7 separate regions of the Homo sapiens genome follow, and all the other regions are linked to region 2. Evidence: chromatin loops called from intact Hi-C (ENCODE). Cell type or tissue: B cell. All regions are shown on one strand.

What was found. A loop is a pair of places that touch in the nucleus more often than their neighbours do. Peaks named below come from ENCODE experiments on the same cell type or tissue, not always from the same donor. Only the 100,000 strongest peaks of a DNase experiment are listed, where the experiment ranks them.
Region 1: it touches region 2 in a loop (28-fold over the local background); 77 of 110 quality-filtered maps call a loop at or near these places.
Region 3: a loop joins it to region 2, with 19 times the contacts of the local background. A loop is called at or near these places in 48 of 110 quality-filtered maps.
Region 4: it touches region 2 in a loop (22-fold over the local background); 30 of 110 quality-filtered maps call a loop at or near these places.
Region 5: it touches region 2 in a loop (15-fold over the local background); 15 of 110 quality-filtered maps call a loop at or near these places.
Region 6: a loop joins it to region 2, with 8 times the contacts of the local background. A loop is called at or near these places in 29 of 110 quality-filtered maps.
Region 7: a loop joins it to region 2, with 13 times the contacts of the local background. A loop is called at or near these places in 29 of 110 quality-filtered maps.

The regions. Positions count from the first base shown.
Region 1 is chr9:114,485,585-114,489,584 of GRCh38, forward strand. All of the region lies in intron 1 of WHRN (whirlin), which reads right to left. Among named protein-coding and RNA genes, the nearest start is that of WHRN, 18 kb to the right of the region's middle. RefSeq lists an enhancer at 3,109-3,168. In B cell, CTCF peaks have their summits at 2,200 (motif pointing right) and 2,402; a DNase peak (open chromatin) is centred at 2,197.
Region 2 is chr9:114,651,542-114,655,541 of GRCh38, forward strand. No RefSeq gene overlaps it. Among named protein-coding and RNA genes, the nearest start is that of TEX53, 4.3 kb to the right of the region's middle. RefSeq lists enhancers at 1,799-2,305, 2,133-2,182, 2,193-2,272. In B cell, CTCF peaks have their summits at 2,180 (motif pointing left) and 2,382; a DNase peak (open chromatin) is centred at 2,170; H3K27ac peaks cover 1,843 bases.
Region 3 is chr9:114,433,389-114,437,388 of GRCh38, forward strand. The region is part of intron 3 of WHRN (whirlin); the gene reads right to left. Among named protein-coding and RNA genes, the nearest start is that of AKNA, 47 kb to the left of the region's middle. RefSeq lists enhancers at 1,441-1,940, 1,506-1,625. In B cell, CTCF peaks have their summits at 1,559 and 1,758; a DNase peak (open chromatin) is centred at 1,573.
Region 4 is chr9:114,337,385-114,341,384 of GRCh38, forward strand. All of the region lies in intron 21 of AKNA (AT-hook transcription factor), which reads right to left. Among named protein-coding and RNA genes, the nearest start is that of ORM2, 9.5 kb to the left of the region's middle. In B cell, a CTCF peak has its summit at 1,921 (motif pointing right); DNase peaks (open chromatin) are centred at 1,897 and 3,157; H3K27ac peaks cover 2,117 bases.
Region 5 is chr9:114,536,079-114,540,078 of GRCh38, forward strand. No RefSeq gene overlaps it. Among named protein-coding and RNA genes, the nearest start is that of WHRN, 33 kb to the left of the region's middle. In B cell, CTCF peaks have their summits at 2,367 and 2,570; a DNase peak (open chromatin) is centred at 2,363; H3K27ac peaks cover 419 bases.
Region 6 is chr9:114,585,500-114,589,499 of GRCh38, forward strand. ATP6V1G1 (ATPase H+ transporting V1 subunit G1) reads left to right here and starts at 2,270. Exons shown (of 3, transcript NM_004888.4): 1 at 2,270-2,421. The coding sequence starts at 2,340. RefSeq lists enhancers at 729-1,548, 1,549-2,367, 2,006-2,085, 2,196-2,705. In B cell, no CTCF peak of the experiment used is centred here; DNase peaks (open chromatin) are centred at 2,212, 2,982 and 3,582; H3K4me3 peaks cover 2,470 bases; H3K27ac peaks cover 2,495 bases.
Region 7 is chr9:114,590,821-114,594,820 of GRCh38, forward strand. It overlaps ATP6V1G1 (ATPase H+ transporting V1 subunit G1), which reads left to right. Exons shown (of 3, transcript NM_004888.4): 2 at 1,732-1,832. Among named protein-coding and RNA genes, the nearest start is that of ATP6V1G1, 5.1 kb to the left of the region's middle. In B cell, CTCF peaks have their summits at 1,785 (motif pointing right) and 1,984; DNase peaks (open chromatin) are centred at 634 and 1,791; H3K4me3 peaks cover 2,194 bases; H3K27ac peaks cover 4,000 bases.

The DNA.
Region 1 (4,000 bases), 170 kb before region 2:
AGGAGGCTGAGGCAGAAGAATTGCTTGACCCCAGGAGGCGGAGGTTACCATGAGCCAAGATTGCACCACTGCACTACAGCCTGAGCTACAGAGCGAGACTCCGTCTCTAAATAAATAAGTATATAAATATCAATTGTTGCCTGGGCACAGCAGCTCAGGCCTGCAACCCCAGCACTTTGGGGGACAGAGGCAGGAGGATTACTTGAGGCCAGGAGTTCAAGAGTAGCCTGGACAACATGGTGAGACGCCACAAAAAAAATTTTTTTTTTAAAATTTAAAATTATCCAGGCATAATGGTGTGCACCTGCAGTCCTAGCTACTCAGGAGGCTGAGTTGGGAGGTTTGCTTGAGCCCAAAAGATCGAGACTACGGTGAGCTATGATCGAGCCACTGCACTCCAGCTGGGGCAACATCGCAAGATTCTGTCTCAAAATAATAATAAAATTAAAAGCAACTGTTGAAAAGATTTAAGAAACTGTAAACTGCGTATACAGTACCTAGCACATGGTAGGTACTAAATGCATGCTAATTCCCTTCCTGAGGCTGCCAGTTCCTTCTCCCAAACAGAGGTCCCAGAAATTCTCTAAACCTCGAATCTATATGGACACAAACACGTGTCCCCCAACTTTCTTCTTTTTAAGAAACATCCTTCTTTAATCCACATTTCCTCGTATCTGCGCTGCCTTCAACACTCAGCTCCTTTCCCACGACCTCCAGAAAAGCTTCCCAGATTGTGGCTGACTCTGTCCTCCAAGAGCATCCAGCACACTTCTGTGATTGTGCTGCCGTCTATACCACAGGCTCTGAGTCACATTCGTGATCTTGTCTTTAAGACTACAAGACAAGTTCCTTGAGGCACATTACATGTTCTGTTTCCTTTAGAACCTCTCCCTGCTCCTTTTCACTCGTTTAGCCAACCATCCATTCATTCATCGTTGAACAAGATATTCAATGAGTTTTCTATATGCCAGACAGCCTCAGGAATCTGTTCAAATTAGGACACAGAGCAGTGCTCTTTCAGATCAGTAGTCAGGCAGTCCACACTTCTCCACTTTAATGTGAGCATAGACACATTAGATACACATGGAATTTGGAGAGACAAGTGAAGAAAGTGTGGTTAAGAGCCACAGCCCTGGAGGTAGGCTGTGGGAATTCCATCCTAGCTCTGCCACCTGCCAACAGTAACCTTGGGCAAGTTACTTACCCAATCTGTGCCCCAGCTTCCCAGGCAAAAAAAAAAAAAAAAAAAGAGAGAAATAACATAGGTATTATCTCACAGGGTAGTTCTGATGATTAAATTAGTGTGTGTGTGTGTGTGTGTAGAGTGTGTGTGTGTGTGTAGAGTGTGTGTGTGTGTTGTGTGTGTGTGTGTGTGTATATATATATATATATATATATATATATATATATATATATATATATATAATATATATAGTGTTTAGCACCTGGAACCTAGGTAAGAGATACCAAAAAAAAAAAAGAGAGCGAGAGTGAAAGAGATAACAGAGGTATTATCTCACAGGGTAGTTCTGATTATTAAATTAGTCAATATATATATAAAAGGTTTAGCACCTGGAACCTAGGTAAGAGATACCAAAAAAAAATTTTTTTTTTTTTTTTGTCTAACAAGAAATTCTGGGTACTGTAGAGAACTCAGTACCCAGAACCCAGAGTGGAAGTCTCAACCCACCACCCATGGTAACGACTGATATGTGTTGATGTCTGCCCTTCCTGACTTGCTCTTGTACTTTATAAACACGTATATATACATATACAAGCTTATCATCTGATTACATAAATCAACTCACAACTGAACATTTTCTGCTCCATCTTTTTTTCCACTAAAAATGTATTTTGAAGATCTTTTCTTACCAGTTCAATGACATAAAGCTCATCTCTTCCAATACTCCATCCCATTCCCTGGAAGGGACTCACCACTACCGAATTCTCATTCTCCTATCAATGGACATTTAGGGTGTTTCTCATTTTTTGCTAGCACCATCACCTGCGATGAACATCCTTGTATGTGCCATCTTGGGGCATTCATGCATCTAATTCCCTAAACTAGAGAAAAATGGAATTCCTGAAGCCATAGGCAGTGAGTCTTTATTCACAGACAATCACATTTCCTTGCCAGTGTCCCCTGGGGCATGCCTTATCCCTTTTGTAGTTCCTGTATCTACCTGCAGGGGGAAGCACTATGCCATCTGGGCCTACAGAGGACCTGAATTCCCCTGACAATGTGGACAGGGCTGGGTGGAGGCCTCGCAATGTCCTTCTCCCAAGGGAGTGCTCACTCTGGTGGAGAGATCCACACTCCTTCGTGCTTTCTTCCACAGTTTCCAAAAAGCTCCCAGTTTAGGCAGATCTTGGCTCTATCTTCCAATCATCTGGGGGCTAAATCTTGGGCCCTAAAGCACTGCAAAGCACCAAAATGAAAACGGTAACCTGGTGGTGTCTTAGGGTGCGAACTCCCTCAAAAGTGTTTTCCAGTGGAAGGTACAGTTGCTAGAAAGCCATTCTCAAACAGTGTTCAACCCCTTCCTAGCTATGAGACTTCAGACAAGTTACTTAACTTCTCTGGCCTCAGTGTTCCCACCTATTAAAAGGGGCCATAACGCCTATGCTCATGGAGCTGTCATGTAAACTGAATGAGGGCCAATGAGAAAATGTGCATAAAGCATCTTGCACTGGGCAGGGCGCACAGGAGGTGCTTGGCAAATAGTGGGTAGCATTAGTAACAGCAAAATTACAGCGATGATGCCACATTTTATTCTTCCCACTGCACAGATGAGGAAAGCGATTCTAGGTGGTGAAGTGTCTATGCACGGTCACAGAAGATAAAAGGCAGGGCTTTTATACCTCTCTCCTCGCTTCTCTCCATTGCCCTCTCACCAGCAGTTTAAGGGGATTCACACCCCCTTAAACACCAGGCCAATCCTACACCTTGGCCCAAGACAGACAGGGGAGGGTTTTTAAAAAGGACATGGGCCTCACAGGATGTAAACAAAAGAAAGTCCCTTAGGGTCTTGAACCCCGAGCAGGTGCTGTGTCCAGCCACATGGACTGGAAAGTCCCTTCCCATTTAGCCCTGCTTTGAGGGAGGACAGAAATTGGTGATGCGGACTCTGCCCCAGTAGCTTATTTTAATGTCATGAGAAAGTAAAACCCTAATTAGCACTCTGTCTTCCAAGCTCCTTCCATCTGTACCATTTTCATCTGTGTTAATTACCTCTTACAGGGACCACTAACTGCAACAGCTTCCCAGCCTCCTCTCTCAGCCCAGTCACTGCAGAGCAACCAGAGAATCCTTATAAAACATACGTGGACTCTGACCCTTCCCTGCCCCAAACTCTCCCCATTGCTTCTGCTATAAAACTCCCCACAGTGCATCTTGGGCCTGTGCGCCTGGTCCTGATGCCTGGCCAGCCTCATCTCCTGCCCTGCCACCTGAGCTGTCTTATAGGATCAAGTACTCCAAGCTCTTCTCCACTTCAGGCCTTTGCACGTGATGCTCTGTCCCTGAAAGTACATATCTCAACATACTTACTTATGCAAATGATTATTTTATTATCTACACTCTTCTCAGTTGACCAGGAAGGCAAGAAATTGTTGTGGCTTGATCAGAGATGTATCAATAAATAGAAAACATAGGAGATGGTAAGAGATTCCACATAAAGAGACAGTGAAGAAATGAAAGGATGCTTTCTTCTTGGAATTGAACACCAATAAGGAAATTTACCTCTCCTGAAGTTACCAATGATTTCTCTAGTAGAATGGAAATAATCCATTAATTTCTCCTTTTGCCTTGGTTGCTAGGGGGCTCAGAATTCAATTTCAATATAAATACTGTTCCTATCAAAGGCACCACACACACATACACACACACACACACGCACACACACGTACACACACACACGCACACACGCGTGCACACACACACACACACACACTTTCCAAGATCACTTCTGATTCCTCTACCTTTTTAATGAAGTGCTTT
Region 2 (4,000 bases):
GAAAACGTGTGTGTGTGTGTTTATAAAACCAGGACTCCTCTTTCATGGTGAGTCCTAAACCTCCAATTTTTGTTACCCCAAGCTGTGAGACATTTTTTTTTTTTTTTTTTTTTTTTGAGACAGAGACTCGCTCTGTCTCCCAGGCTGGAGTGCAGTGGCATGATCTTGGCTCACTGCAAGCTCCGCCTCCCAGGTCCACGCCATTCTCCTGCCTCAGCCTCCCCAGTAGCTGGGACTACAGGCGCCCACCACCACACGCGGCTAATTTTTTGTATTTTTAGTAGAGACGGGGTTTCACTGTGTTAGCCAGGATGGTCTTGATCTCCTGACCTTGTGATCCACCTGTCTCGGCCTCCCAAAGTGCTGGGATTACAGGCGTGAGCCCCCACGCCTGGCCGCTGTGAGACTTCTGAAAGCTCTACTCAACTTTTCAGCTACTTGGACTCTGCTTAGGACTCGGCAGGTGCCTCAAGGGGATAAGAAGGCTTCGGTGCTCATCTCCTCTCTCTACTTTTCTCTTCAGCATCTTGGCCCCTCGTGTCCTGACTATGTTGATATCTCTCTGATGCATTCAAACACATTTAAGAAAAAAGAACAATTGCTTTTAAACTGCTGTCAGCAGGAGGGTTGGTCTGATACAAGCTAGTTTACCATGATCAGAAGTAAATCCAGCTGTGGTTTCCATGATTATTTTTATTGTTACTATTTGAAAATCCTTCAAAGAAAGATGTCACCCTGTGGCTGAGAGCCCTTTAAAAAAGTCACAGGATGGAGGCTTCTTTGCATCCCTTCTGTGAAGGAGTTTCTAAATTATCAAAGCAGGAAGTGACATTTAAGGAGCATCTTTTTTGTGTAAAGCACCTGCTACAGTTGTTGCAGAAAGCAGTCCAAGAAATAAGGAATATGGGGTTTGCTGGGGAAGGAAAGTGGGACCTTCGCATGAGAGGAGGTGAGGAATGCATAGGACAAGGGGAATCTGGGTAAGAGGGTGGGTCCAGGGGATACAGTATGAGAATGGGCAGTGGAAGAGGACTCTGGACATGAGGTCCGGGAAAGTGAACTGTATCTTCACCCAACAGATGCCAGTGGGGTCTCATCCCATGGGGAAGAGGTGCCACGATGCAGTGAGCTGACAACTCCACACACATGTTGTAGGCCTCTCTGCTTCCTTCCAGCTATAGTTCTTTTACCTTTTCCTGCTAAATATTGCCAACCTTCTTAATATGGTCATCTGGATGTCCCATAGGCCCCTCCAGCTTGGAATAGCCCAAAATTAAGTGATCTGCTGTTGTTGTCAACTTGGCCTCAATACCACAAGGACCTCATTCCCTAGAATCTTCTTTCCTGTATGGTTCTGAGTTAGAATTGGCCAGCTTTGCCTGAGAAATATGACTCAAGGTCCTCTTATTCATCCTGACTGCTGCTGCCCTACTTTAGGCCTGTATCACTGTCTGTCCTGATTGCCTAGGCAGTCGCTTAATTTGTTTTGTTTTGTTTTGGTAGAGATCGGGTCTTGCTGTGTTGCCCAGGCTGATCTCAAACTCCTGGCCTCAAGTGATACTCCTGCCTCTGCCTCCTGTATTTCTGGGGCCACAGACATAAGCCCAGCCTCTTAATTTGATTTCTGCATTAGTCATGATCCACTTGGGAGACAGAAACCACATAACAATTTGAATATGAGAAGATTAATATAAGTACTAACTAGAACAGGGGATTGGAGTAATGAAGGAGTGGTAAGAAGTCAGGAGAGCTTTAAAGAATATAGGAATAATGGACATAAGGAGCAGCCAGCACCCCTAGAACTAAGAAAGAACACCCCCAGGCTCTATCCCCAGCTGAGATCCAGATGTTGCTGGGAAGGGCATGGCTGTGCCTCACAATGGCAGAGAAGTCTGGGAGAATGTTCTAGAAGTCTGCCCTTGGGTGCCAGGGAAAGCTGTCATGGAACAGTGTCTGATTAGAGGCACACCTATTTGTGGGGGCACTAGGAGAAGCTGCTAGTTGCCAAGTGCTACTGACCACCATCCTCTGCAGGATTCCTGTTCTGGAAAAGTTGCCTGCACTGCGGGAGGGTGATGTTGGAGAAGCTGTGAGCTCTGTGCTGTTAAGATGAGCCCAGCACAACCAGAAAGGAAGGCCTCTTCCTCCTCCAATGTCTCTAGCTCCCCCTCCTGACAGAGCCTAGCATTGCACCAACTACCAAAAGAAAAATATTTAAAGGGCCAGCTCCATTTTTGAAGAGCAGGCGATGAACAGTAAATTTGGGGTCCAGAGTAATAACTGAATGTCATTCTACCATTATCGAGGGGCCGCATAACCAAGTTGTTAAGAGTGTGGACTCTGCAGTTGGGTTTCTTGAGTTAAAGTCTTAGCTCTGGCACTTAATGTGAGTTAGTGTAAACCTTAAAAGATTTATTTAACCTGTGTCTCACTTCCCTAATCTGTAAAATCAGGTAGTAACAGTTCTAACCTTGTTGGGTTATTGTGCTGATTGGGTTGATATTTATGAAGCACTTGGAAGAGGATCTGGCACAGAGTAAGCAAGGAACCAGGCTGTCTATTGTGATTACTATTACACTCAAATCGTGGTGGCATGCGCCTGTAGTCCTAGCTACTTGGGAGGCTGAGGCAGGAGAATCGCTTGAACCCGAGAGGTGGAGGTTGCAGTGAGCTGAGATCGCACCACTGCACTCCAGCCTGGATGACAGAGCGAGACTCCGTCTCAAAAAACAAAACAAAACAAAACAAAATCCATCCTTCACATTATAGCCAGGATGGGCTTTTCATTGAAGGTATGAATTTTACTCCACATTGCCATGGCATAGACATCATATTCCTTTATTCTTCTCTTTTCTGAGGTGGGGAAGGCATAAGGAGTGCTAATTAATAAATTGTCTTCTGGCCGGGTGTAGTGGCTCACGCCTGTAATCCCAGGACTTTGGGAGGTTGAGATGGGCGGATCACCTGAGGTCAGGAGTTTAAGACCAGCCTGAACAAAATGGCAAAACCCCGTCTCTACTAAAAATACAAAAATTAGGCCGGGCGCGGTAGCTCACGCCTGTAATCCCAGCGTTTTGGGAGGCTGAGGCGGGCGGATCACCTGAGGTCAGGAGTTGGAGACCAGCCTGATCAACATGGAGAAACCCTGTCTCTACTAAAAATACAAAATTAGCCAGGCATGGTGGAGGGTGCCTGTAATCCCAGCTACTCAGGAGGCTGAGGCAGGAGAATCGCTTGAACCCGGGAGGCAGAGGTTGCTGTGAGCCGAAAGTGTGCCATTGCACTCCAGCCTGGGCAACGAAAGAGAAACTCCGTCTCAAAAAAAAAATTAAAAAAAAAAATTAGCTGGGTGTGGTGGCACTTTCCTGTAGCTACTTGGGAGGCTGAGGCAGGAGAATCCTTGAACCTGGGAGGTGGAGGTTGCAGCCAGCCAAGATCATGCCACTGCCCTCCAGGCTGGGTGACAGAGCAAGACTCCGTCTCAGACAAACAGACAAACAAACAAAAAAAGTGTTGTCTTCCAACTCGCCTTGTTTGTTATGGTCTGAATGTTAATGTTCCCCCAAATTCATGTGTTGAAATCTTAACTCCCAAGGTGATGGTATAAGAATTGTGGTCTTTGGGAGGTTTAGGAGGATTAGGTCATGAGAGCAGAGCCCTCACGATTGAGATTAGTGCCCTTATGAAAGAGCCTGAGAGAGACCCCTTGCCCCTTCTGCTATGTGAGAACACAGCAAGAAGCGCCCTCTATGAGGAACAGGCCCTCACCAGACACTGATGCTGCTGGAGTTTTGATCTTGGACTTCCCAGCCTCCAAAACTGTGAGAAATAAACTTCTGTTGTTTGTAAGTCACCCGGTTATGGTATCTTATTTTAGTAGTCTGAACAGACTAAGGCACTGTTCATAGTACAAAAGTTGGAAATCAGGCTGTGTCACTTTGTTGCTTAAAACTCACCTGTGGCTTCCCATTATTTTCAAGATAGAGTTCAGCTCCTTTTC
Region 3 (4,000 bases), 220 kb before region 2:
CTGGGAAGGGCCCGAAAGAAGCCGATTTCAGAGTTGCCTTCAGCACCCTCCCAAGCCTGTGTTAAAATGGATCTTGCGGCTTCAAGGGAGGTCCCTGTTGGCTACAGCATTATCACAAGGAAAATTCAAATTCTATTAAAGAGTTTTATTGCAATTATGAATCTTTAATAGTTTTCCATGTCAGGTGTAAAACTTTAATGGGCTGTTTTTTTTTCTTTCATTACAAGTAAGCAATACAGTTTTAATGAGACATTAGTTTTTCCCAACAGTTCAAAAGTCAGTAAAGCTTGTCCATATTTTGAAAAAGAAAATAAAAAGATGCAGGTAATTGCTAAGACAGTTCCTGGAGCAAGCTCAGGGTATGGGCTGGGTCTGGGTGAGCTCTTCACCCAACCCTCTCTGGTTTAGAGCTCTCACAAGGCAGAACCTAACCAGAAATGCTGTGGATGGACCCGGCAAGGCTAATGCACACTGACTCCCAATATGGTCTATGCTTCCTTCCGGTTCTCTCTTCTGACATTGGCAGATCCGTTGTTAGTACCTGCTTACTCTATTCACCACACAGGAAGCCTCAATGAAGGCCTGCTCTAACCCAGCCATCAATCAAAACTGAGGCCAGAAAGGGGAAAGAACTTGCCCAAGGTCGTACTCTGAGTCAAGGTCAAACCTGAGTTCTTCCCAAAGGAAAATCTGGCTTCCAAAGTAAACAGAGAAATTACAGAGGTCAAACACAGAAAGAATAACAATTACCAACCCCAAGTGCCTTGCTTAGGCCAGCTACCTTGTACAGTTTAGCTCTAAACTTAATAGGCACCGCCTGAGACATGGAAGGGTCCGTGTTTCATAGATGACAGCAGTGAGGCTCAGAGAGGTGAAGCTACTTGCCCAAGGACACCCAGCAAGCAAGTAGCAGAGTGGGATTTGAAGCCAAACCAATTGCTATTCTGAGACCCAGACCTGCAATAATGGAAATGTTCTATAACTAGGCTGTCCAACAACTATTATTTACATTTAAATTACAATAAAATTAAAAATTCACTCCCCCAGTCACACAAGTTCCACTTCACTAGCCACATGTGACTAATGGCCACCATCCTGAACAAGCCTAAACACAGCCCCAGATCAAACCCCTGACCTTTCCTCCAAGCCTGGTCCTTCTCCGGGGCTCCTCATCTCATTGCTCAATCCTAAAATTCCAAACCCACTGGATCTATCATCAAGCCCAATGCATTTTACTTTCCCTTCCAAAAGGACCCTCCATCTTCACTAACTCCACTCGGATCCCAGCTGTCCTTGTCTCTCACCTGGACCATTACCACAGCCTCCTAAGGGGCCTCCCTGCTTCTACTTTCACCACCTTGCCCGATACTTTCCTTATGTAGAAGACAGATTCATTTAAACTGCAAACCTGATCTCGTCACACCCTCCTTTAAAATGCCCCAGTAGCTTCCAAGCTCCTCTGCCTACCCTGAGAGGGGCATTAGCATCCGAACCAATCTCGCACCTTCCTCCCCTACTGCTTTTTTTCCGATCCAACCATACTTGCCATCTCTCAGTTCACTCAACAGATGGAGCCCTTTCCCCACTCCAGACCTTGGAGACCAGACCATTGTTCCTCTGCCCAAAACGTATTTCCCTTCATTCCTCACCTGGATAACACCTACTGAACGTCCAGGTCTTGGCTCCAATGACACCTCCTCCAAGAAGCCTTCTCCAGCTCCAAGGCAGATATCACTAATCCCCCTCGCCCAGGGCACCGTGCAGCACTCACTCCCCACAGTTTGAGATCGTACTAGACTACAGACAGAGAGTTCAAAGTCAGTGCGCTGCACCCCCTTGAATGGCACATGGGAAACACCTGACAAATGCCTGACGGAATCCATGAATGAATGAATAAACAATTAAATAAATGGATGAGCAGGCATACAAACAAGCTAGTCCCCTCCCCATTCTGGTTCCTGCAGACAGGCCGGAGACATTTCCCATTTATGTAAAGGTTGCATTTGACAAGGCCAGGGCATGTAGGGAGGCTGGGTACATGCAGCCCAGCTCTACAGGCTGCAGCAGGGAAGGAGCATTTGATTTTTACAATCAAAGGGAAGACAAAGAGGTAAAAACACAAATCAGTTTTGTTTTTACAGGAATCACACTCTGGGAAATGGTGTACATTTAATCCAGCCCCTCATTCTGAAAGAAAGAAAACTAGGGTGAGAGGTAGAGGAGGGGTGTCACTGGTCCAAGGCTTCCTGGGCAGTTGGGGCAAAGCTGGACCAGAATCCAGTCTACCACCTGCTTCAAGCTGCTCTGTAGACCTGCAAGAATCAAGTTCTCAAGCTCAAGTCCACAGCCTTCACAGACACAAACAGTGACCAGCTGGAAGATAAGATGGAAGGAAGGGGAAACCTCATTTATAGTAGCAACAGAAGAGAAAAAACTACCAAGGAATAAACTTAACAAGAAATGTTAACAACACCTATATGAAGAAAACTTCACACACTTCTAAAACACTCTAAAACACTCAAAATTACTCAACAAATAAAATATCCCCTTTTCTTGGAAAGGGTTCAGCATTATCCAGACATCGGCTCTCTCTCAGCTCACTTATGTATTTAACATTATCCCAACAAAAACATCAACAAGCTTTTGTTAGAAAAGTCAGCAAAAATTCATGGGGAAAAATAAAAATGCACAGGGAAAAGCCTTAAATGCATACTGCTAAGGGGAGGAAGCCAGTCTGAAAAGGCTACACACTGCATGGTTCCAACTATGTGATATTCTGAAACAGGCAAACTGATAGAGACACTGTAAAGATCAGTGGTTGCCTGAGGCTCAGGGAAGGATGAGAAGTAGAGCACAGAGGATTTTTAGAGGGGTGATACTCTTCTGTATTACACTATAATGTTTGATACATGACATTATGTATTGATCAAAATCCAATGAACTGTGAACCCTTATATAAAGTATGGACTAATAAAAATATTATCCATATTTGCTCATCAACTGTAACAAATGTACCCCTTGTACACTAATACGAAATGTTAATAATAGGGGAAAATGTGTTGGGGACGGGTTGGGGCAGAGGAGGTATAATGGGAACTCTGTAGTTCCCACTCAATTTTTCTGTAAACCTAAAGCTGCTCTAAAAAAATAAATCTATTGGTCCGGCGCAGTGGCTCATGCCTGTAATCCCAGCACCTTGTGGGGCCGAGGTGGGTGGATCACCTGAGATCAGGTGTTCGAGACCAGCCTGGCCAACATGGTGAAACCCCGTCTCTACCAAAAATACAAAAATTAGCCGGGCATGGTGGTAGGCACCTGTAATCCCAGCTACTTGGGAGGCTGAGGCAGGAGAATGGCTTGAACCTGGGAGGCAGAGGCTGTAGTGAGCCGAGATTGCGCCACTGCACTCCAGCCTGGGTGACAGAGCAAGACTCCATCTCAAAAAACCAAATAAATAAAATAAATAAATCAATTTTAAAACATAAAATAATTTTATTATTTAAATATAATGAAAAATAAAAAACTTTTTGCTATTTAAAAATAAAAACAATTTTTAAAATCTAAAAGTATAAAATGCACGAATGGCTATGAGAAACCCTGATACAGAAAAGCTACTAGAGAAGCTACCAGACACTAAAGCCTGCTCTAAATCCTCCGTAATTACACCAGTGTAGCACTGACTCATGAGTAGACAGACAGGCGGTGAAACAGACTAGAAATAGGCCCAAGGACACACAACATTTTAGTGTATGATAAAGGTGGCACTACAAATCACTGTGACAAAGACAGACTTTTTAATATGCAGTAGTAGGATAAATGAGTAGCTATTTAGAAAAAGATAAATCATGCCCTCTATAAGACTAAATGCCAAACAGATCAGAGGTCTAAAGGAAAAATGTATTTATAGGCATTAAGAGAAAAAATAGATAAGTTCATCTATACCCTGGGCATAAGGAAACATGTAACCTGACTCAAATTCAATAAAAGAAAGGATTAATAA
Region 4 (4,000 bases), 310 kb before region 2:
CCCCCTTCTAAATCCCAGCTGGGCCAGTGGCTCCTACTCTCTGGGTCTCAGTTTCTTTACCTCTAAAATGGGAATAATGGGCACACATCCAGGGATTTCTTAGAAAGATGAAGGAAGATAACAACATGAGTGCCTGACCCAGAACAGGTGTTCAAGGACAGGAAGTTCAATCTACCTGTTCATCTGATTTACTGCCCATCTAGTACATGCCAGCCAGCGTGCCAGGCTCTGGGGTTACAGTGGGACAAGAAAACATGGACTCCTGCAATCTTCTTGGAGCCGGATCTTGGGGAGGCCAGGATCACCCTAGGCTTGATAGCAAAACCCCCTCATGGAAGAATATCTGGGGGTTCCATTTGCCAAGCAAGGGGTGCTGGAGAAAGGCAATAATTAATAATTAATAATAGTAATAATAATAATAATAGGGATTCTGCAGGAGTGGGAGGGTCTGGCCCCATGTCCTGGGAAGTGGGTAGAAGAGCATCCTTCCTAGCCCAGTCCTATAGGAATGTGAGGTGTTGTTTTAAAGTGCTGTGGGAATGGGCTGACAAGCCCATTGAGATGAAGCACGGATTTCCCTAAGAGGTGACAATGGCATCCATCAGGGCCACTAAGTTTAGGGTTCAAGGAAACCAGCAGTGGGCAAGAGGGGGTGTGGCCTCAGCACTGTTAAATAAAGGGTGTGTGTGGTGGAGGAGGGAGATAAAGAAGCATGGACCTAAATCAGGAATAAGTTTAGGAGGACGCAGCAGAGTCATTCATTGGCATCTTGCTTGGCACACTGTAAACTCTGGCTTTATTCCTGAGCCCCTGCTGTCTAACTTGCATTGTTATACAGTGTGTAGAAACAGATGATCCAAACAGACATTTCTCCAAAGGAGCTATTCAAATGGACAATACGTACATGAAAAGATGCATATCCTTAGCCATCAGGAAATGCAAAGTGAAACCACTGCACACCCTCTAACATCAAAAAGGACAGATAGCAACAAGTGTTGACAAGAATGTGGAGAAACTGGAATCCTCAGCACTGCTGGTGGGAATGTAAATGGTGGAGCCACTGTGGAAAACAGTCTGACAGTTCCTCCAACAGTTAAACCCAGTGCCTAGCCCAGGGCTGGCATCCTCATCTTTGGTACCCATGTACCAGTTGGTGCCTTTATCTTTATTTTACAGATGAGCAAAGCGGAGCTCAGAGAAGCTAAGTGATTCAGGAGGCAGTAGAATGCACCAGCCTTAGCAGCTCAGGCCCTGGAGCCCTGCCCCAAATCCCAGTCATTCTGCTGGGCTACTCATGGGACTCTGGACAAGCTAAGTCACTTTGCAAGGCCTCTGTTTTCCCACCTAAAACGACCACAGTTAGCAACCTCTCAGCTTAGAGCTGATGGAAAATTCAGGTAAAAAGCTGGCACTGCCTGGCTCCGGTAAGTGCTCCATAAACGTGAGCTCCTAAGACCCAGAGTCAGACAGCTGGAAGGGGCAGCCATGGGTTCACACCTGGGCCCGACTCTCCCCACATATCTAATGTGTGCTAATTGGCAAGCAGCAGATGCTGATAAAATAATCTGAACTGTATGAACGGGCTTCTTGCATCCCCAAAACAGCAGCCTGCACTCCCTCCTCTAGGGACCGTCTGGTGTAAGTAACTACAGAGGCTCCTCAAATTACGATGGGGTTATGCCCCTATAAACCCGCTGTAAAGTCGAAAAATCATAAATCGAACCATTGTAAAAGTAGGGACTGTCTGGGCTGGGTTTTCATACACCCCCACCTTCTGTTAATTTGATGACCAACTTGGCCTGAAAGTTACCCAAAACTCTCCCTAGGGCCAACACTGAAAAAGTCCCTCTGGGCTGGAAAGTCTCGGCTGCAGGGGCTATGGGACGGCTGCCCAGCAGGGGGCAGCACAGGCCCACTCCGCTTTCCAAACTACACTGGTCTCAACCACTGGGCCCGTTCAGTCCTGCTGACCAGCAGCTGGAGAAATTTCAGGGTGTCACCAGCGCAAATTCTAGCAGCATTAGAAGCACCATCATTATTGGCAACTTCTATGTACTATGGGCTTTCCATGCATTAATTCATTCAATCCTCAGCACAACCCATTTCGCAGAGAAGGAAACTGAGGCATAGGTATAACCCGCCCATCCTGAGTTGGAAACAGCAACCTGGTGAGTTCTGCCCACAGGCCTGAGCCTGGAAGAATGTGAAATGGGGCCTCAGGAGAAGTAAAGACTCCATGGCTACCGTGGGGTCACCAAATTCTGGGCAAAACCTTTCCCGATCAATGAGTTGGAACACTGGCAGGCGCTTTCCCCCGTGTCTGCTGGAGGTCTGAGCATGCAGCATTGGTTCTCATCTCTGCTGGAGTGGAAGATTCCTTAGCGACTTGCTTAGACTCAGCTGAGAGGGCAGCAAGAAAGCAAATTTACATACCGGGCGCGGTGGCTACACCTTGTAATGCCAGTGCTTTGGGAGGCCAATGCGGGCAGATCACCTGAGGCCAGGAGGTCAAGACCAGCCTGGCCAACATGGCGAAACCCATCTCTACCAAAAATACCAAAAAAATTAGCCGGGTGTGGTGGCACACTATTGTATTCCCAGCTACTTGAGAGGAGGAGGCATGAGAATAGCTTGAATCTTGGAGATGGGGGTTGCAGTGAGCCAAGATGGCGCCACTGCACTCCAGCCTGGGCGACAAAGCCAGACCCTGTCTCAGAAAACACATATACATAAAAAATTTTTAAAAGCACATTTATAGGCCTGGTCCCCGAATAGAGGACCAGGGCTGGATGGCGCCTTGGGTCCCTGCTCCACCAAGCACCAGCCCTCACAGTGACGCAGGCCCTCACTGCCTACACACCCAGGCTTCTGGCAACACAGCCACTGAAGACATCCAGTCCCAATCGACTCATTTCACAGCAGGGGAAGCAGGCAGAGAAGTAGCTGCTGACAGCTGAGACAAGAAGACAGGTTTCCTACTTCTGGGGACTGGGCTTTTGTCCCTGCACAATCCTATCATGTTGAACCCACTTTTACTCCTTCTTCTTCCTACTAGTGACAACACTGAGCAATAGCAACATTCTCTGTGATGGCGAAGCTACTGTTTGCTCAGCAATGAGCACGTGACCAAATGGCACCACAAACTCCACACACTTCTCATTTGGTTCCTGCCACGTGCCACACTTAATCCTCACGCACAGGATTAAGTACGTGGTTGAGACTCTTCCTCCATTTAACAGATGGGGAAGTGGAGGCTCTGAGAGGAAGTTAGTTTGCCAAGGCCACAGTGCTACTAGGGGGCAGATGGGACTCCACGGTAGCTCTGGCCAACTCCAAACCCAAGCCACTTCTGTCTCGGCTGCCCTGCCTCTCCTGGCTTGACTGATGTTACGTCCAGAATCTGTGCAAAAAGTCCTACAATATTCCCGACCAGGACTCCCCAGAGATGTCCAGGTCATCAAAAACAAGGAAGGTCTGAGGATCTGTCACAGCCGAGGGGGCGTAAGGAGGCATGGCAATCGCATACCACATGGGATCGTGGATGGGATCCTGGAACAGAGACAGGACTTTGGAGGAAAACGGCCTGAAGGAACTACGAACTTCAGTTACCAATAATGTATGGATATTGCTTCACTAACGTGGCCAATGTGCCACATTATTGTAAGATATTAATAATAGGGGAAACTGTTTGTGCAGGAGTGAGGAGGATTGTGGGAATCTCTCTGGACTATCTGCTCAATTTCCCTATAAATCTAAAACTGTCCTAAAAAATAAAGTCTATTAAAAAAAACCCAGTGCTCATCACTTACTTGCGGAGAAAACCCATAAGGAAAATGGAAGATGGTTAGGATTCTCAGTCTCCACAAAGTTATAAGCTCCCAGAGGGCAGGGCCCTCTTGCTAGTCCCCTTCACTGCTGGGTCCCAGGGCCGAGCACTCTCCTTGGTACATGGGTTTGTTGAGTGCCTATATGAGTGTTGGCTTTGTTGAGTGACTATATG
Region 5 (4,000 bases), 120 kb before region 2:
CTGGGTGTGATGATGCACACCTGTAATCCCAGCCACTCAGAGGGGTGAATTGCTTGAGCCCAAGAGTTCTAGGCTCCAGTAAGGCATGATTGAGCCACTGCACTTCAGTATGGACAACAAAGTGGGTCAAAAGAAGGCAAGAAAGCAAGAAAGGAAGGAAGGAAGGAGAGAAAGGAGGGAAGGAGGGGGGAAGGAAGGAAGGAAAGGGAAGAAAAGGAAGGAAGGAAGGAAGGAAGGAAGGAAGGAAGGAAACATTTTTTTCTGATAATACTACAAATAAGACAAGTAAGTCTCTTCACTTCTACCCAACATTGTTCTAGCCAGTGCAATAAGGCTAAAAATAATAGGGGGTCAGATTGGAAAGGGAGAATTAAAACTGTCTTTACTGACAAACATCATGATTGTTTAAGTAGAAAATTCCACGGATTTTTAACTAAAAAAGTTTTTTTCTACCAAAAAGCTATAGAACTAATGAGTTTACCAAGGTTGCAGAATACAAGATCAATATACAAAAGTCAATGGTATTTCTACATATTAGCAATCAACTGTGAGAAACTGATTTTTTTTTTTTTTTTTTTTTTTTTTTTTTTTTTGTAGAGACAGGGTTTCTCCATGTTATCCAGGCTAGTCTTGATCTCCTAGACTCAAGTGACTTGTCCACCTTGGCCTCTCAAAGTGCTGAGATTGTATGTGTGAACCACTGCACCCAGCTCAAGAAATTGAATTTTTAAAATTACTGTTACAATATCATAAAATATGAAATAAAGACAAACCTGATTAAAAAATATGTAAGATTCATACAATGTAAGCATTGCCAAGAGAAACTAAAGACTTAAAAAAAAGAAAGCTGTACTATGTTCATGGATCAGAAGACTCCATATTAACATGCCAATTTTCGCCAAAATTGATCTGCAGGTTCAATTCAACCCCAGTAAAAAATCTCTTATTTTTTTAAATTTACAAATTGACAGGCTTACTCTAAAATTCATATAGAAATACAAAGCACCAAGAATAGCAAAACAACTTTTTAAATGAAGAACAAAGTTAGAGAACTTACACTACCTGACTTCAACATTTACAAAGCTATAGTAATCAAAACAGAGTGACACTGATATAAAGACAGACAAATCAATGAAACAGAAAGCACAGAAACTGGCACCTATATACAGTTAATTGATTTTTGACAAAAGTGCGGAGGCAATTTGGTAGAGAAAGGGTCATCTTTTCAGCAAATGTTCCTGGAACAAATATATATATATGAAAAGTGATGAACTTCAATCCATACCTCATACAGTATACCAAAATTAACTCAAAGTGAACTATAGACCTAAATATAAAACCTAAAACTACATAATTTTTGGAAGAAAACATGGGAGAAAATTTTTGTTTCTTATTGTATTGGATTGAGTAGTGTACTCCCCAAAATCATGTTCTTCTCAGAACTTCAGAATGTGACTTTATTTGATATTGGGCCATTGCAGATGTAATTAGTTAAATTAAGATGAAATCATACTGGAGTAGAGTGGGTGCTTAATCCAATATGGCTGATGTCCATATAAGAAGAGACACAAGACACACAGGGAGAATGCCATGTGAATATAGAGGCAGAGATTGGAGTAACGGGTGTATAAGCCAAGAAATGCCAAGGATTGCAGATAACCACCAGGAGCTAGGGGAGAGTTATGGAGCAGTTTCTCCGTTAGAGCCTCCAGAACCATGAGAGAATTAATTTCTATTGTTTTAAGCCACCTGATTTATGGTTCTTTGTTACAGAGAACCCTAAGAAATTAATGCACTTATCTTAGGCAGGAAAAGATTTCTTAACTGTAATACCAAATGCACGATTCTTTTAAAAAATGATAAATTGGTGTTCACGAAAAGTTAGAATTTCTGCTTGTTGAAAGACATTCTTAAAGCATAAAAAGATATGCCACAGACTGGGAGAAAATATTTGCAAATCACATATCTGATAAAGGACCTACAGTCAGAATACATAAAGAACACTCAAAAAGAAAATTAAAACTCAAATGTTTAAAATGAATGAAGGATTTGAACAACTGCTTCACTAAAGAAGAAATACAGATGGCAAATGTGAACATGAAAATCTACTCAACCTCATCAGCTATTAAGCAAATGCAAATTAAAACTAAAATGAGACACCACTACACTCCTACTACAATGTCTAAGATTTAAAATCCTGATTGCTATGGTTTGAATGTGTCCTCTCCAAAACTCAGGTGTGAAAACCTAATGCCCAGTGTGGTAGTATTAGGAGGTGGCGCCACTGAGAAGTGATTAGGCCGTGAGCTCCTCCCTTGTAGATGGGATTATGACTCTTATCAAAGAGGCTTCCTGTAGTGTTCAGCTCACTTGCGCTTCTGCTTTCTGCCACGTGAGGACATAGCGTTCCACTCCTCCAGAGGGTGTAGCCCTCACCTGACAAGTGAACCTGCTGGCATCTTGATCTTGGACTCCTCAGCTTCCAGAACTGTGAGAAATTAAAGTTCTGTTCTTAATAAATTACCCAGTCTCAGGTATTGTGTTTCAGCAGCACAATATTAAAGAAGACGCTGACCATATTGCTATGGTCTGAACGTTGTGTGCCCCTGCAAAATTCCTACTTTGAAAACTGATTTACCAATGAGTGATATGAGGAGGTGAGGCCTTTGGGATGTGACTAGATCATGAGGGCTCTACCCTCACAAATAGGATCAATGTCCTTATAAAAAAGGCCCCAGATGCCGGGCGCAGTGGCTCACATCTGTAATCCTAACACTTTGGGAGGCCAAGGTGGGCAGATCACCTGAGGTCAGGAGTTCGAGACCAGCCTGGCCAACATGGTGAAACCCTGTCTCTACTAAAAATACAAAAATTAGCTGGGCGTGGTGACACATGCCTGTAATCCCAGCTACCTGGGAGGCTGAGGCAGGAGACTCGCTGGAACCCAGGAGGCAGAGGTTGCAGCGAGATGAGATTGCACCACTGCACTCCAGACTGGGCGACAGAATGAGACACCATCTCTAAATAAATAAGGATTGCTTGAGCCCAGGGGTTCAAGACCAGCCTGGGCAACATAATGAGTCCCGATGTCTACAACATTTTTTAAAGAAATTAGCTAGGCATGGTGGTGCATATCTATAGCTATTTGGAGGCTGAGGTAGGAAGATTGCTTGAGCCCAGGAGTTTGAGGCTGCAGTGAGCTAGGATTGTGCCACTACCCTTCAGCCTGGGTGACAGAGTGAGACCCTGAAAAAAAAAGTTTCAAAAACAGACAAACAAAACAGGTTCTCCAAGGTCATATATCTAATAAATAGCAGTCTGCCTCCACATGCTAAACACTCAAGCACTACTTTATTTATGCAAGGTACATATTATCATTCCCATTTTATAGATGAAAGAGTGAGAATCCAAGGGATGATGTGACCTCTCCAATGTCACTATTAAGTGACAGAGCTGAAATTTATAGCCATGTCTCTTTTACTCCAAATCCAGTGTTCTTTCTGTCACATGCACCAAGATTTTGCTGTTTATTTGAATGCTTTGGACACCATGCACACAGCCTCTGCTCTCCCAAGGGGGTCTGGCTACCTCCTCCTCACTCCACACCTCTTCCTCCAGAAATAAAGCCCATTCTGGACTCCCTATCCTCACCCATGCATTATTACTCAGCTGCTTACCTTCTATACCTGATGACATGGGAACAAATCAATTTGTAAATGCCTAGAAGAGAACAGGACTCTCAGTAATTGCCAATGCATCTTTGTGAAAGCAAGAGCTTGCTGGGCACTTGGAATGCAGCCCCTGCCTGTTTTAAAGAAATAGGCACTTCGAATGGAGACTAATAGACCAGCATGCAGGCAGCACTTAACAGTTTCAGAGCCCTTTCTTCTCTCTCATCTCTTTACAACGACTCAGTAAGCTCCGTGTTTTTACACCCTTCCCCTACATTTTTTTTTCAGATGAAGCAACTGATGTTTTGAGGCTTGAAAAAAACTAAATA
Region 6 (4,000 bases), 66 kb before region 2:
GCCACTGCACTCCAGCCTGGGCTACAGAATATCTAAAGAAAAAAAAAAAAAGAAAAAAGAAAAAGAAATAAGGTACATTTGCAGAAGTATAATCACTAACTCTGTCAGATGTTATCTTATGTGTAAAAGAGGCAAGGATTAGTGTAATTTATCCTTTAAGGAATATAGTAACTCAGGCAGGAGACATGTGGGCCCATGTGCTCTATTCTGTTTTATCTTCAAAACTCTTTCCAGTCCTGTTTCTCACATCAGAAAAGGATAGAAATTCTGTTCTTTCCAACCCCACCACGTCAATCAAATGAAAATGTCCTGAGCCATGAATCCAGCTCCTGGAGTGAAGAATCTTTGTATCAAGAAAAATTCTGGCATTATTTTATGTTCTCAGCACTCAGTGGACTCTAAGAGGTCACCTGGTCCTTTCCTCAGCCCAGAGGATTCCGGCAGAAAAGCAGTAGCTCAGAGGTTTTACTCTGCAGCCCTGACTGGATTCAAATACCCTGTCTGTGTGTTAATAGGGGCATGACTTTTGGCTCAGAGACTTTGCGACTCTCTGAGCTTCAGTTTGGTCAATATAAAATGGAATTAGTAACAGTATCAAAGTTAATGTGAGGAGTGAGTGAAGCGATGACAAGGGCCCGTCATACTGTAAACTCAAACCATGGCTTCCTATTTCCCTATTCACGGTGGATGGGGAGATGTCTCCGTGCCAAGTTGACCCCCTCCCCAACTCCGCACACGCTGGTCCTTTTCCCCTAATCATCTCCCACCGCCTCCATCCCCCACTATCCTTTCCTGGGTAACTTCTTATTCTTCAGATCTTATTTTATTTTTTGAGAATTTTTATTATTTATTTACTTATTTATTTTTGAGATGGAGTCTGCTCTGTCACCCAGGCTGGAGTGTAGTGACACGATCTCGGCTCACTGCAACCTCAGCTCCCAGGTTCAGGCGATTCTCCTACCTCAGCCTCCTGAGTAGCTGGGATTACAGGCGCGCGCCACCATGCCCGGATTTTTGTATTTTTAGTAGAGACCAGGTTTCACCACATTGGTCAGGCTGGTCTCAAATTCCTGATCTCGTGATCCGCCGGCCTCAGCCTCCCAAAGTGCTGGGATTATAGGCGTGAGCCACCGCGATTGGCCTATTTTAATTTTTTAATTTTAATTTTTTTGAGACAGTCTTGCTCTGTCGCCCTGGCTGCAGTGCAGCGTCACGATCTCGGCTCACTGCAGCCTCCGCCTCCCGGGTTCAAGCGATTCTCGTGCCTCAGCCTACTGAGTAGCTGCGATTACAGGCGCGCGCCACCACGCCCGGCTAATTTTTGTATTTTTAGTAAAGACGGGGTTTCACCACGTCGGCCAGGCTGGTCTCGAACTCCTCACCTGAAGTGATCCACCCGCCTCGGCCTCTCAAAGTGCTGGGATTACAGGCTCGTGAGCCACTGCGCCTGGCCTTCAGATCTTAAACACCACTTCCTTGGTACAGCATTCAGAGACACCTCCATATTCCTCTCCCCTTACTAAAGGTTCCTTCTTACGGCACCCTGCATTTTTCCTTCATGACTTTATCACAGTTTGTAATTGTCTATTTATTTTAATTAATCTGTCTGTGTCCATAAACTGTGAGCTCCGCCGGGACCTTGTTTGCCCTGCTCTCTGCTATGTCCTCAATATCAACAGTGGACTAGGATCACAGCAGGCTTTCATCAAATATTTATGGGAAACAGTCCAGTCCATTCCTGAACTCGGGTTCAGAAAAGGATAGCGACCTGTCCAAAATCACACAGGTTAGCGGCAGACTTGATCCCGAGTCTCCTAACTGGCAACCCAAGACTCTATCCCCGGAACTGGCAAGAATCTTCCTGAACTACCCCGATAAAATTTTGAGTGCCAAAGAAAGTCCCAGAAAGGGAGTGAGTAGAGCAGTGTGGAGAGTAGGAGGAAAGTGATTTGACTTGGCCCCTCCTCTCTTGACGTTGAGCATACTGCAAACAGACACTATACGTGGCAGGGCGGCTACAGAGTGAACCAGCGACAGGGTAGCCATTAAAAGAGGCCAGGGAGCGGACAGAGGAGTAGAGGGCAGTACTGCGCAGTAGACTGCACAGGCGCAGTCGAGGAGCTCCGCTCCTTTCTCCTCAGCCCCGCCCCGCCCCATTTCTGCCGAATCACAGAAGTTCAAGAGCGGTCAGCTGATGCTACGCTGTGCGGTCACGTGACAACGGGGGCGAAGCGCAGGCGCAAGGAGCAAGCGCAGATTGTGGGCGGCTGTGTCAGCTGACCCAAGGGGCCTTCGAGGTGCCTTAGGCCGCTTGCCTTGCTCTCAGAATCGCTGCCGCCATGGCTAGTCAGTCTCAGGGGATTCAGCAGCTGCTGCAGGCCGAGAAGCGGGCAGCCGAGAAGGTGTCCGAGGCCCGCAAAAGTGAGTTTCAGGGTGGGGCTGCCCGGCGTGGCGCGAGTCGAAGAAAGACCGCTGGGCCTCAGGTGGTGGGTAGATTAGGCCCGAAAAACTGCGGGGTGCGGGCGTGCGTATAGTCGCGGAAGGTTGTGTGTTTCGAAGCTTTGAGGAGCTGAGGCTCTGGAAGGCTTGCGGATCGCCTGGAAGCCACGATGTGAGATGGTAAATTGGGCGTGGAAACAATAATGGGTTACCGTCCTTGGGGCCTGGAGGCATGTGAAATGGGCTCTCCAAACGGAGCTCTTTGTTCTTCTTCTCTCCCACTTAACCGCTCTGGGGTGGTCAGTCTCGGTGAAGGGAGCCAGCATCCACACAGTTGCTTGGTCTAGAAACCTGGAGTCCTGCTTGCCTCTTCTCCCTCCCTCATTTAGTCAGTCGCCAAGGCTTGCGTATCTTTCACTTTTTCCCCCATGTCTACTACCAGCGTCTTAGTCCAGGACACCAGTTTCTCTAAAGGTACTGTAGTTGTCTAAATCGTTGGCGTGTGTGCGTGTGTGTGTTTCTGATATGTGGCAAGCGCAGTGTGTGTGTGTTTCTAACATGTGGCAAGCGCAGTGTGTGTGTGTGTGTGTGTGTGTGTGTGTTTCTGTCTAATATGTGGCAAGCGCAGTGCCCAGTGCATCAGTTGTCTCCCCTAACGTGGCATTCAGTGTCGCAGTGAAGGAAGCAGGTATTGGGTCAGTTAATTAATTGCAGGAGAGATGAGGGCTGGAGTGGAGAAATGTAAGGTTGCTAAAGAATTTAACAGGTGAGTTTAATCTAGACTGGGGAGTGGAAGAACCCGTTCTGGTCCCCTCCAGTCAATCCATTCTCCTCTCTGCAATCAGTCATCCTTCTAAAATGCAAATATGTGACTTCCTGCTGGTAAGGAACAAAATAAATAAATAAGTGCAGATATGATTTCCCTACCGCCTTTGTAGTCAGACGTTTAGTTCCTGCAGAAGAAAGCTCAAATTCCTTAATGAAGTTGGGGAGGCTCTTGTGGGTCAGGCCTGGTGCTTTCCTCCAGCTATACTGAATCGTTGTGGTCCCTCAGAAGCAGCATGATGTCTTTCACCTGCAGGTTTTTGCACACGCTGTTTCTTCTGACGTGAGAAGCCTTTTCCAATTCTCCTCCCCTTTGTTCTCTGACCCTTAGTCTTCCATCAGACCTCAATTTAGGAAACACTTCTTCCCGGGAAGCCTTTCCTGACTCATGCTTGTCCCCCGGACTAGGCTTGGAGTCCCTCCCAAGTGCTGATTTCTGCCACTGCCGTGCAATAACCTGTTTGTTTATATGGCTCAGTCACTAGACTAAGCTTCTGGAGAACAGAAACTATGTCTCATTTAACTTTATGTATCCAGTTTCCCGTCTGGTGAGAAAGATGCTTCTATCCCTATTTTACAGATAGTAAAAATGAGGCTCAGAGAGAAATGATTTATCCATACCCTGGGAAGCAACATAGTTGGGACTCAGAAGCCTCTTTTTCCATGCAAGGCGAAGATACTGATCTTAGTAATTCCTTGGTGTTTCTCCTAGTATAGGAGTTATTCTATCTGACAT
Region 7 (4,000 bases), 61 kb before region 2:
TCTCGCTCTGTCGCCCCCAGGCAGGAGGGCAGTGGCGTGATCTCGGCTCACTACAATCTCTGCCTCCCAGGTTCAAGCGATTCTTCTGCCTCAGCCGCCCGAGTAGCTGGGACTACAGGTGCCTGCCACCATGCCCGGCTAGTTTTTGTGTTTTTAGTAGAGACAGGGTTTCACCATAGTGGCCAGGTTGGTCTCGAACTCCTGACCTTGTGATCTGCTCACCTTGGCCTCTCAAAGTGCTGGGATTACAGGCGTGAGCCAGCGCGCCCGGCGTGGACCTTAAAATTTTAAAAAAGTTTGTGTTAATGGCATATTTCATTGGAGTGAAACAAAACACTGGCTCCCATATGTAAGGCCCAAGAAGAACAAGATTTAAGAGAAATACGATTTTCTGTTTAAATATTTTTGATTTTTAGAGGCCCCTGTCAAAATTGAATGTTGAAGATGTTTGCCAAAGGCAGTAAATGGTATTATCCTGAGTTATAAATGCAGGGAGCCATGGGAGTTGGGAGGTGATGTCTTGTGAAATCATGCGGAGCTACTGCATAATGTTCAGGCCATGAGTGTTATTTATAGATTGTTGGTTTCGAAAGTATCTTTAGCTTTGAAATACAGCCCATTATAGCTGATGGGAAGATAGCATGTGAAGGATTGGGGTACAGGTGGCCGAAGCAGACAGTAGTAGGCCAGAAATAATACTGGAGTGAATGTGGACTTGCAGAAATAGTTCTTGGAGTTTTGAGAGAGAGACCTGTTAATTGTTTCAGACTAGCATCAGGGAATGTTGATGTCATGGGGTCATTTCATTACAGGTCCAAAGTTCTGTTCTGAATCAGGATGTGGAAGGTTAAGTTCATTTTCACTCATTCGCGTGGACTCTAGACAGTTGGTATACAATGATGTACAGTGTTGTATAACAAAGCTTAATTTTAGATGCAGGATGTCTTTTGCTCTCAAATAAATAGGTTGATGGTCTAGAACCTCTCTTTTTTTTTTTTTATTGGTGAGCGGAGACTCAAAGCAGAGATTATATGTTGGCTGTCCTTGTGGTCTGTTTTCATGTAGACTCTGACCAAACCTAGAGATTTTTTCCAGCTGTATGTTAAGCCACTCACTTCTAGAAACCAAAATACCTGTGTCTCCTCTTCTCTCAGCCACTTGTGCAGTCTTACTGTCCAGTACTCCTCATTCAGCATTCCTTCTCAGTCACCACTGTCCTTACTTCCTTGTGACAGGGACTGCTTTTAGTTTCCAGTGTTACATTATATAGTTGGTTCATTAGTTACATTATATGTTGCTGTCCCTTGCGAGCTTATTAGCCTTCTTGCTAAGCATCTGAGTAGGGTTGCACCTTTAATCAGCAGCATACTTAAGGTGTTTACTTCTGGAGAAGAGTTCCCTAGATGGTTAATGTTACTCATTTTATGTTGGTTCTTAATAGTTGAGATTGAGAGAATATTCTGACACATTCTACAATTTTTTTCCATCTTTTTAATGGGCTGTAGTTACAGAAGGTATTCATTTTTGTCTTGTCACTTCCTAGTTAAGTACAGCCTATAGGAGGGAGGAACCTGTACTGTTTGTTAGCTCTGAATTCCCTCTTTCCCATGCACATCTCTTCGGACTGTGTCATAATTTATTCTTGGCTTATTGTTATAATATACCATCTTGTCTCTGCTTGCTTTTCTACTTTTAACCACTTCCTGATATAGCTCTCTCCTTTGAAAACAGGAAAGAACCGGAGGCTGAAGCAGGCCAAAGAAGAAGCTCAGGCTGAAATTGAACAGTACCGCCTGCAGAGGGAGAAAGAATTCAAGGCCAAGGAAGCTGCGGTGGGGCACCATTTGTTTTTGTTACTGCTTTAGTTTCTGATCCCCTGTCCCGCCAAGGCTTTCAGAATATCCAGCATAGCTCAGAGATCCTGGTCGAAGTTTGAAAATGTGGTAGCTGTGTGTTTTATTGGCTGCTCAGGCATCTGTCTTTTAGGATGATCAGTTTTTCCATTCATATTGATTTCTAATTTTCATTTATTCACTCATTTAACACGTATCTGTTAAGCAGTTAACATGCGCCAGGTACTGTGCTAGATGCTAGGGATCAGTTGTGACCAGGAATAGACATGGTCCCTTCCCTCATGGAGTGTAGCTTACCATCCAGTGGTCAGGGAGACTCAGTAATACAGTGCAAATCATGCAGAGCTACTACTGAAAAATGCTGTGACGGTCATAAACATAAATCAAATGGAGCCCCACTTTAGTATATTGTATATAGTACAGACATTTACCAGTGATGTAGGCTATACTATGGTGCATACAATAATAGTACAAAAACAGATCACAGAAAGCATAGAGGAGGCAGGGACAATTGTGGAAAGGGGAAAGGATGGATAAGGGCCTCACAGAGAAAAGAAACTATCAGGACTCTTGGGTGCAGGTAACAAAATATAATTAAAACTGATTCTAAATGGGATGTATTGGCCTATATAATTAAAAACCCAAGAGCTTAAATAATATGCTCAGGACTTTCTCTCACCTCTGTGTTTGGCTTTGTATCATTCTCAAGTTCTACACTGTGGCCTCTAGTAGTTCCAGCATACACACTTCCAGGCCCAAGTCCAGTGAGTAAAGGCACATACCTCCCTCCTTGCATTAAGTAGCAAAAATTTTGATCAATTTTTTATTTTTTCTTTTTAAGAGACAGAGTCACACTCTATCATTCAGGCTTTAGTGCAGTGGTGTGATCATAGCTCACGGTGACCTGGAGCTTCTAGGCTTAAGCGATCCTCCCCTGCCCAGCCTTCTGAGTAGCTAGGACTGTAGGCATGATCCATCATGCTCAGCTAATTTTTTTTTTGTTTTTGTAGAGATAGGGTCTTGCTGTGTTGCCTTGGCTGGTCTCGAACTCCTGGCCTCAAGTGATCCTCACATCTCAACCTCCCAAAGTGCTGGATCATCTTTGTTCTTGGCAATTACAGTGCCATTAAAACGTGGCTGGGCATAGTGACTCACACCTGTAATCCCAATACTTTGGGAGGCTGAGGTGGGAGGATTGCTTGAAGCCACAAGTTCAAAACCAGCCTGGGCAATAAACCAAGACCCTGTCTCTACAAAAAAATAAGACAAATACAAATAAAACTTAACATGTTTCTTTGATTCTTGAACTGGGGCTGATAGGTGCTGTAAGTTGTCAGGCTGCTCATAAAACAATGTAGAAATACCCTTGTGTCAGGGCAGCCATCATCTTCATTTTTTTTTTTTTTTTTCTGAGACGGGGAGTTTTGCTCTTGTTGCCCAGGCTGGAGTGCAATGGCATGATCTCGGCTCACTGCAACCTCTGCCTCCCAGGTTCTAGCGATTCTTCCACCTCAACCTCCCGAGTAGCTGAAATTGCAGGCATGCGCCACCACATCCGGCTAAATTTGTATTTTTAGTAGAGATGGGGTTTCTCCTTGTTGGTCAGGCTTGTCTTGAACTCCCGACCGCAGGTGATCTGCCTGCCCCGGCCTCCCAGAGTGCTAGGATGACAGGTGTGAGCCACCGCGCCCAGCGCCCCCCGCCCCTTTTTTTTTTTTTTTCCTGTCCGAGATGTAGTCTTGCTCTGTCACCCAGGCTGGAGCGCAGTGGCGTCATCTCAGTTCACTACGACCTCCACCTCCCAGGTTCAAATGATTCTCCTGCCTCAGCCTCCCAAGTAGCTGAGACTGCAGGTGTGCGCCACCATGCCCGGCTAATTTTTGTATTTTTAGAAGAGACGGGGGTTTCACTGTGTTGGCCAGGCTGGTCTTGAACTCCTGACCTTGTGATCTGCCTACCTTGGCCTCCCAAAATGCTGGGATTACAGGCGTGAGCCACCACGCCTGGCCCATCTTCATATTTTTACATTCTTTTTTCTTTTTCGTGGCACAGGCCTAGGAGGTCCCAATGACATGTGCCCTCATATTCTTACATTCTGTGCTGTAGTTGATTATAGAGATGGTACTGGTATTGCACTGTAAAGCACA